Regions from separate parts of the Homo sapiens genome. Here region 2 is linked to region 1. The links are chromatin loops, found by intact Hi-C in ENCODE. Cell type or tissue: sigmoid colon. All regions are shown on one strand. Links, peaks and the distances in the headings refer to the core of each region. The heading gives the core; the rest is flanking DNA.

What was found. Peaks named below come from ENCODE experiments on the same cell type or tissue, not always from the same donor. Only the 100,000 strongest peaks of a DNase experiment are listed, where the experiment ranks them.
Region 2: it touches region 1 in a loop (13-fold over the local background); 73 of 110 quality-filtered maps call a loop at or near these places.

Annotation. Positions count from the first base shown.
Region 1 is chr2:164,714,774-164,719,185 of GRCh38, reverse strand. The region is part of intron 7 of COBLL1 (cordon-bleu WH2 repeat protein like 1); the gene reads left to right. Among named protein-coding and RNA genes, the nearest start is that of SNORA70F, 29 kb to the right of the region's middle. In sigmoid colon, for the core only: CTCF peaks have their summits at 1,761 and 1,965; no DNase peak of the experiment used is centred there.
Region 2 is chr2:164,558,262-164,562,673 of GRCh38, reverse strand. All of the region lies in intron 2 of GRB14 (growth factor receptor bound protein 14), which reads left to right. Among named protein-coding and RNA genes, the nearest start is that of GRB14, 61 kb to the left of the region's middle. In sigmoid colon, for the core only: a CTCF peak has its summit at 2,294 (motif pointing left); no DNase peak of the experiment used is centred there; H3K4me3 peaks cover 674 bases.

The sequences.
Region 1 (4,412 bases), core at 122-4,121:
CAAATCCTTCATTCAGTCTCCCTTCATGATGTCTTTTATTCCCTCTGCTGACATCTTTTGTAGAGAAATCCAGGACAGAGTATAAAGAGAAAACCAGTACTTAATGTGTCTTTGAAATTCTCAACGTGGCAAGCTGCTGCATTTGTATTTCTTAATTATCACTTCTCAGTTCAGAAATTTTGCATAGCTTGTTGTCATTTTTCTGGGCATCCAAGATCCTCTACAGAATGATTACAATTTTACTTTTAAACTTTTTAATGCCTCCTCATTGATAGGATAGGATACTTCTATCTCTAACCAGAAGATTTGACTTATTGTTGCTGATGCAAAAATCCTGTGTTCTGTATCTTTTCAGAATGGAATGGCCCCACTTCCATCTTCTTCATTTCTACTTACCCATCCAAAGGATGTCCATTCTTTTATCAGATTCATGGAGAGTTTTCTGAAGATGCCAGCGCAGAATAATCTTTACCTTCTCTGAATTTGTTCCTCTTGTCCCTTTTTATTTTCTCTTAATTTGCATTATGTATAGGTTTTATATGTTATTCTAAAGATAAAAAGAGGAATACAGTAAAAATTCTCCTTCCCTATCCCCCACCAAGTTCTCCTGCCCAGAGGCAACCACTGTTAACAGTTTCTTGTGTGTCTTTCCAGAGATAATGTATGCATATTAAAACCAATATTCATGCTAAATATTTTTTTTCCTCAGGTGGCCATATACTACATGCATGTTATACTTTACTTCTTGGTATGGAATTATTTATTCTGGATATTCTTAGCAGTTCATAAAGGGCTTCCCTTTTCGAAGGATTGAATAATATTAAATTGATGGGTATAACATGACTTACTTACCTCATCCTCTAAAGATAAACTTTAGGGTTGTATTATGGCTTAATGCTTGCAGCATTGTTAAATTTTACCTTTTTCTTTTCCCCACCCAGAAGGCAGGAATTGTGTTCTCCAGCAAAATTCTGTAACATGGTAGGTGTTCAAGAGAATTGATAAGTAAACATTAATCACTGCTTTCATAGCCAGGTATAGTATATACAATGAGAATGTGTCACACTTATATCGTAAAATTTTAGTATGTCATTCATATATCTGGTAAATTTTCAGAAGTACGTGGTTAACTTAAAGATTGCTTACATTTACTTTTATGGTAATTGGACCATGTAATTTTTAGCAATATATTTCTTAAGCTTTTATAGAAAAGCCAGAATTTAGATAAGGTTATATTGAAAACTTAAGGTCCAACTAAACTATACTGTACATTGCATAATGCATATAAATATAATTGATCCTTGAATTAAAATTGTTTATAGCCCAGGCTTGATGGCTCATGCCTATAATCCCAGCACTTTGGGAGGCCGAGGTAGGAGGATCACTTAAAAGCCGGGAGTTCAAGACCAACCTGGGCCACAAAGTAAGACCCCTGCCTCTACAAAAAATAATAAAATAAAATAAATCAGCCAGGCATGTTGGTGTGTGCCTGCAGTCCCAGCTACTCAGGAGGCTGAGGTGGGAGGATCACTTGAGCACAGGAATTCAAAGCTGCAATGAGCTGTGATCTCACCACTGCACTCCGGCCTGGGTGACAGGGTGAGACTGTGTCTTTAAAAAATAATAATGAATTTTAAAATAGTAAAAATGTGGTTTATATAGCCAGATGCAAATATTCAGGAAATTCAGCAAAACATATGAACGTACAAGTGAATCATACTTATTTCACTGCTTGCTTGTTTTAAATTTAAAATCAAAGATGGTCATTATCACTATAAACGTTTGTATCTATTTTAACAATTTAGTTTTCAATTTGAAAATGTAAAATATCACTATTTTTAGTGATTGAAAATGATAGCATGTTGAGGAAAACATAACTTGGAAGAAAAATATGTATGACCAAATTGGTTCTAAGTATGTGAATTTTAGACACTTTTATTTAATTTTTATTGTTCAGGATACAAAATAAACCACAAGGGTGCGCTGTTTGACAGAAGTACAGTATTCTAATTTTTCCATTTTTTTTCTCCAAAGCACATTTTAATAAAGCAGAAAGAAAATATTGGAAATAGTTACATTGCATGAGAAGTAGAAAATGCTTATTCATGCGGGTAAATAAAGCTAGAGAGATAAATGTCAGTAACACATGACAAAGGGATTTATAATTAGCAATTTTATTCATTTTGAGTTTTTAATGCATTTTCTTGTTCTTTTAAGAGCCACAGAAACTATGTTTGCCTTAGTCAAGGTTTACTGATGTCAGTAAATCTGTAGCTTAGGAAAAATTTTGTCAACCACATTTATTTTATATTTTTTGGCTGTCTATATTTAATAATTTGCCTCATTCTTCTAAGATATTTCTCAATATTAGCAAATTAAAGTATATGGATGGTGTTTTTTTAGAGCTTATACTGAAAATGCTCACATAAAAGGCTGTTGATTTGCTGAGCTAATTTTGACAAACTAACTGTGCAGTTTCCAAAGACTATTCAAAGTTAGCCGAGATAGCAAAGATCCAAGTTAGCAAATGATTTAACCCAAGCTTTCTTAGAATATTTCTGCATCTAAAATTATTTTTTCCATCTAAAGAATACATTTTGAAGAACACATATTTTACTATTATTGCTGCAGTATCCTTTCAAATCCCTAAATTTCTATGTACCCTCTTTCACATTATTTCAAGTCTCATGTCATTTTTCCTATGAAGGTGAATATATCATCTTCTATGAAAATGTTCATTTGAAAAGAAAACTTTCCCATTAGAAATTTTCTGGCAGTATTTCTTGGTAGTTTTTGAGCATTTTTTAAATATGATTTTTCCTGATGATTTGAAATGCCATTTGTGCAACAAGACATATAATAGATCATGCTTTATTTATATGAACCATATAACATATATTCTTATATAAAATGTACACAGTTATTTACGATAAGATTGTCATTTGTGAAATGGGAAGTCAGAAATTCGATTACATTGACTTAAATTGAAAGTGACTTAGAATTCTCAGATAAATCTAAGTTCAGAAATCTAGTTTCTGCACCGTATCTGCTGACCAAGAGTTTATGAAGAGCACATTTAATAAAATCAATGGCCAAAGGATGTTCTGGTCTTATTGACAAATTAGCCTCATAAGCTGATTTTACATTTGAATAAGTGGAAGAAGAGTCAGGGAAAAGTATTTGGTAATCTTGACCCATAGAATTCACAGAACCTTTTGGAGAATTTTTCATTTGGCACATTTGGTGTGACTGCTGCTTGGAATGATGGATATACAACAGCAATCAATTTTTCTCCTGGCTACGGGGATGGCACATCATTTTCTCTGGGATATTACATTGTGGCTGGAAACACTGTAAGAAATGATCTTCACTGGGCATTTTATTTTATCTCATTTTGCATCCTGCTTCAGACAAACACTCAACTATTGAGAAACGGAAACTCTTTGCCATCTAGTATTATGCAAGTGAAATTTAATACCTAGAGTGTTAGTTTTAAAATAACTGACTTAATTTTTTAAATGTTTTACATTATTCATCTTTTATGCAATTTTATATTCTAATATATATCATGGTTTATAAGCAGATAAGATGATGTATTGTCATATACTTATGAAATGTACAGGTACATATTTTGCTATTTTACTTAATTTTAATCCTAGTTATTTTACATAGAGTATGTAAGGTTGTACCCTCTGTTGTAATAGAGTATGTATTTGCAATGTTTAAGAAACATCCCCCTTTTTAGATTTTTACACAGGTTGTTATATTTTATTTTCCCCTCCATTTTCCTCTTATATTTATTATATAGAAAGTGGACCACCATGCATAATTCTACAATTGCCTAGGAACAGTGGTTACCATGGCATTTGCAGTTTGCTGTACAGAATACAGCTGTCTATACTTCCAAAAATATGACTGGTTTCATTCAGTAGAGAAATGTACCAACACAGTATAATATTTAATCTGCTCCCCTTTTTAAGGCTTTCCTAGATATAATACATACTTTGCCACTGTAGTTTTCATCAGATTTTCAAAGGGTCATAATCACAATAACAAAAGCAATGGTGAATGCTTATATAATGCTTACTAATGTTTCAGACAAGGCTCTAAGAACATTACTTATTTAATCCTTATGACAACCCTCTGGGCCATTACATTTTAGGTTTCTGACAGTTTTAGCCTAAAAGAACTATGAATTATGAGGAATTAATAAGTTGTTAAACTTTAAGGAAAAATATATTATTCAAAGAGCAGTAGGTCATTTGTGGAATTAATATGGATTTCTCATTCTTGTCTATTAGTATGTAAAAAGTCGTACCTCTCTAAAATAACATGCTGAGTTAATAAAATAGTATTGAAAATAATTACTGTTAGGAGGCTTACTTTACCAGTATGAAGTTTACTTAGCCTCT
Region 2 (4,412 bases), core at 290-4,289, 160 kb after region 1:
ATAGTAGAAGTCTAACAAATATGAATTTCCCTTTTTCCCCACCTGTGAAATGGCATGTTTTACTAGTTTCATAAACAGTTTAAATTTCCCTGTGACTGAGAATTTAAACTTTCCGTGCCCTATTCTCCTAAAGTGGTTATCCAAAGATTTCATAGTAGAAAGTGAGTCAAACAAAAAGTGGTTTTTCTTCATAGATTTCAGCCAGGGAGAGAAAGACAATATATCTTTCAAATGCTTGCTCCCACTGCTTTCCTTTCTGTAACTTTAGAAGGTCTCTAATTTGAATTAAAAAAAATGAATCCAACTATATACGCTGATGAATATATTTTTTAAAATCTTTGGGAACGTAGATTTAAATACAAGATAGGTGGTTAATTACTCCTCCTTTCAGTGTCCTAAGGAGTATTAGACGGGGACTTCTGGGTTGTATATTTGAAAGGGATAAAAGTAGGTCTAGTATTAAGACGTTGCTTCAGTAGGCAAGTGGTGTTACTATTAATAGAACCTTAGCTGTATGATGGTGAGAACTTGTTACTTTTGATCATCATTGAACCCCAATGCCCAGCACATAGAAGGCACAAAGTTGGTATCTAATTACCAATTAGTTGGATAAAAACAATTTTTGTAAAGGCAAGATTGAGCTCTTTAGATACTGACCTGCTATTTCCTTCCTAATATTTGTCTCTGTTGCTTTTCTTTAATTTTTGCCAAGTTTCTCATCTTTTGGGATGAAAAGCTGTAATGCTCAGGCCTTTTCATTACCTTTATCTAGCTCCAACTTGCTGCAGTGGGCAATTTGGTATACCCTTCACACAGAGTATTGCCCTTCACAAAGAACAATAAAAAATAGCAGCTACAACATGTTCAGCATTGATTACACATTCACTTTAACCCTCATAAGAACCCTAAAAGCTTGGTGGCCAAACCCATTTTTGGATGAGGAAAATTGGCTTAGAGAGTTAAGTGTCTTGGCCAAAGCACCTCGCTCATAAATGACAGAGGTGGGACAGAGGTCCGGGCCTCTGCTCCACCTAGCACAGGAGGCTGTCCCTCAGAATTGCCTGGGCACATGTACTGCATAGCTACTCATCACCGTGTAGCTGCAGTAATTTGTCCTCTCACCTGTAGTCTTTTCATGGGACGAATCTCACCTTTTCTGCCAATCTGCCTTTTGCTCTCCTAGTTACTTTTCCTTGCTGTGCACTCAGTTTTGCCTCAAAGACATAGTGATTCAACCATCAGGTCAGAGTTTCTTAGAGCTCAACAGGACTGTAGGGGTCTCTTGGGACTTATTCAGAAATGCCTTATTTTGCTTTCAAAATTTTATAATAATAATTGCTAACATTAGTTGAGTGCTATCAGTTTGCCAGCATTTTGCCCATTTTACAGTATGAGGAGTCTAAAACTCATGGCTAATAATAAGTTTGGGGTCTGAGATCTGATCACAGCAGATTCCAGGATCCCCTGTCCACTGTGAACACCTGGGCTGAACCCCCATGAGTACAGTTGCTGGGCATCATGATTTTGCACACTGTACTGCATGTTCCACATTTGGCAGTGAAGGCTGATTAAAAATAGCTGGGCTAATGAACGGTCTCAGACTACTGCTTGGGGCGGTCTGTAGGGCTGGCTCTCATGGCTGTGCCCCAGAACTCTAAGCCAAATATTAAAAATAATAATCTCTTTTTTGGCAGGAAAAAAAAGAAGCAAGACTTTTGGTAATTTCAGATTCTAAACCCCTAGAAAGGATAAGGATTTTCTACCCCTGTAGGATATTAATAATGCTTGCTATTATGATAATTCTCAAAGAGGAATTCAAAATTTGTTTTGGCAAGAACAGCATTGTCAGAAAGCCTCCTAATCAGACATGCATATTTGAACGTATACATTCAGGCTTTGTTTGGGAAAATACCAGGAATTATTATTTTGCAGTTTGAAAACTGAAATTATCTTGGGTAGTTTTATCAATATTTGAAGAAAAAATTTGATATAACTGTTCGAAATCCCAGCGAAAACTCCAAGTTTGAGTTCCAGGAAAGGTTCCTGGTGAGGTGACACATATGTATATATACATATGCCCCCCCAATCCTTCTTATTAATGTTTAATATGTAGAAATCATTTATCTTAAAAATTCAAATATTTACTAATTCTGAAAAAATAGATATTAACTTTGTCACAAGCTTGTGATTGTATCAAACAGAAACCCCATAGTTTTAACAAGGTTGCAGTTTTCGAAACATGATATTTTCTCTATTTGCACAAACTGAGAAATAAAGACTCCCTCTGCTGGCTACTTCAGTATTTGCAATTATTCTGGCGAGAAGCTATGAAAAGTGAAAAAACAAAACAAAATGAAGAAAAATAGTCTTTTTTTGACACTCAAAAAGCTAGGTGCTTTGGGATATATGTATGTATACATCTAATTATGTTCTAGTGTTTATTTATCTAATACTTTTATCCAAGATGTCATGTAGAAGCAGCAGCTTAAAGCAGCCTAAATACTGGACGAACAGAATGGTAAGAATACAGCATCAGGTGGGAGCCAGAAATGGGGTTCTGTGGCTGGCTCAGCTGGTGACCATTTGGAGGTCCTTGAGCAGGTCAAGACTCCAGCTTCAGCTTTTTCATTTGTGAAATGGGAGGATTTCAGTGGATGTTCTCCAGGAACCCTTCTAACCTTTAGTATTTTATGATTCTAAACAGTATAGATTCCATTTCTTTTACAACACTGTGCTCTATGCATGTCTTTCACTGATGTAAAATAAATATTTAGAAAAATGTAAACTAGTACAACCACTATGGAAAACAGTATGGAGATTCCTTTAATAACTAAAAGTAGAACTACCATTTGACCCAGCAATCCCACTTCTGGGTATCTACCCAGAGGAAAATAAGTCATTATACGAAAAGATACTTGCACATTCATGTTTACAGCAGCACAATCCACAATGGCAAAATCGTGTAACCAACCCAAATGCCCATCAGTCAACGAGTGGGTAAACAAACTGGTATATTTATATGATGGAATACTACTCAGCCATAAAGAGGAATGCAGTAATGGCATTTGTAGCAACCTGGATGAAATTGGAGACTATTATTCTAAGTGAAGTGACTCGGGAATAAAAAATCAAACATCATATGTTCTCACTAATATGTGAGAGCTAAGCTATGAAGATGCAAAGGCATAAGAATGATACAATGGACTTCGGGGACTTGGGGGGAAAGAGGGAGCAGGCAAGGGATAAAAGACTACAAATGGTGCAGTATATGCTGCTCAGGTGACGGGTGCACCAAAATCTCACAAATCACCACTAAGGAACTTATTCATGTAACCAAATACCACCTGTACCCCAATAACTCATGGAAAAATAAAATAAAATAAGAAAAGTAAATAAATAAATATTTAGAAAAATGAAGGAAAAGTAAAATTACAAAATGGGTATACATCAGTTGTTCCCAGTGTTTGTTACTGCATGGGAATGTTAGGATCTAGAAAGTGATGTTTTGTACACTATTATAAGTTTATGAAATAATACCCCCAAATGTCCTGGGAAGGTTGAACATAGCATATTTTATTGATTGTATGGCACTTTAAGTTGTAAGAAGCATCATTATTTTATATACTTCCAATAAAACTATAACATACCATTAAGGGTAAGTTACATCCAGGTTTCAGAGAAGTTAAATGTGAAAAAAATGTGCTTTTAAAAAATCAAGGAAATAAGGTAGTTCCTAAAAGGGCTTCAATTGATGCCAGACAACTCAATAATTGCAATAAAGTCTGATGTGTCTTGGGCTCTAGCAAACAGTATCTTTCTCCACCTCACGTTTTCCCTCTCTTCTAAACACTTATTCCACCTCTGCCCTACTACTTGTTCTTCTTTCTCACTGTGTGAATCAATTTTTAACTTTTTCACTTAGACATGTCTTATGGCTGTTCTGGGAATAAACTATTGCTTAAAAACTGAAATGAGATCCTGAAATAACATTGTGTCCAACATAAGCATGGCCAGTGGTATTCTGCTTTAAATATGAATTAGCATTAGCACTTGCAGAGGTTTTCTTGTTTCAAAGATGAATTAGCCCTGGCATCTTAGCAGGAATTGCATGAGTATTAAAAACACTGAAACTTCAGAGAACACAGCTTTGATGAAATCATCGGAAACTTTAGTGTGGGATTTGTGATTTGAACCTCTTTATTATTCATATTGGATTTAGGTCTTAACATGTGTGTCTGTGTGTGTGTGTCTGTATGTGATAACTTAGGATATTTTCTAACTTAGTTGTTAATGTTTGCTTTCTTTTATAATGAAATTGGAGCAGTTTCTTTTATCTTTTTTTCTGCCACATAACAGAGCCAACTGAAAGGGCTTGAATTTCTCTTTGTCAAATTGAACCCCCACTTGAGTTG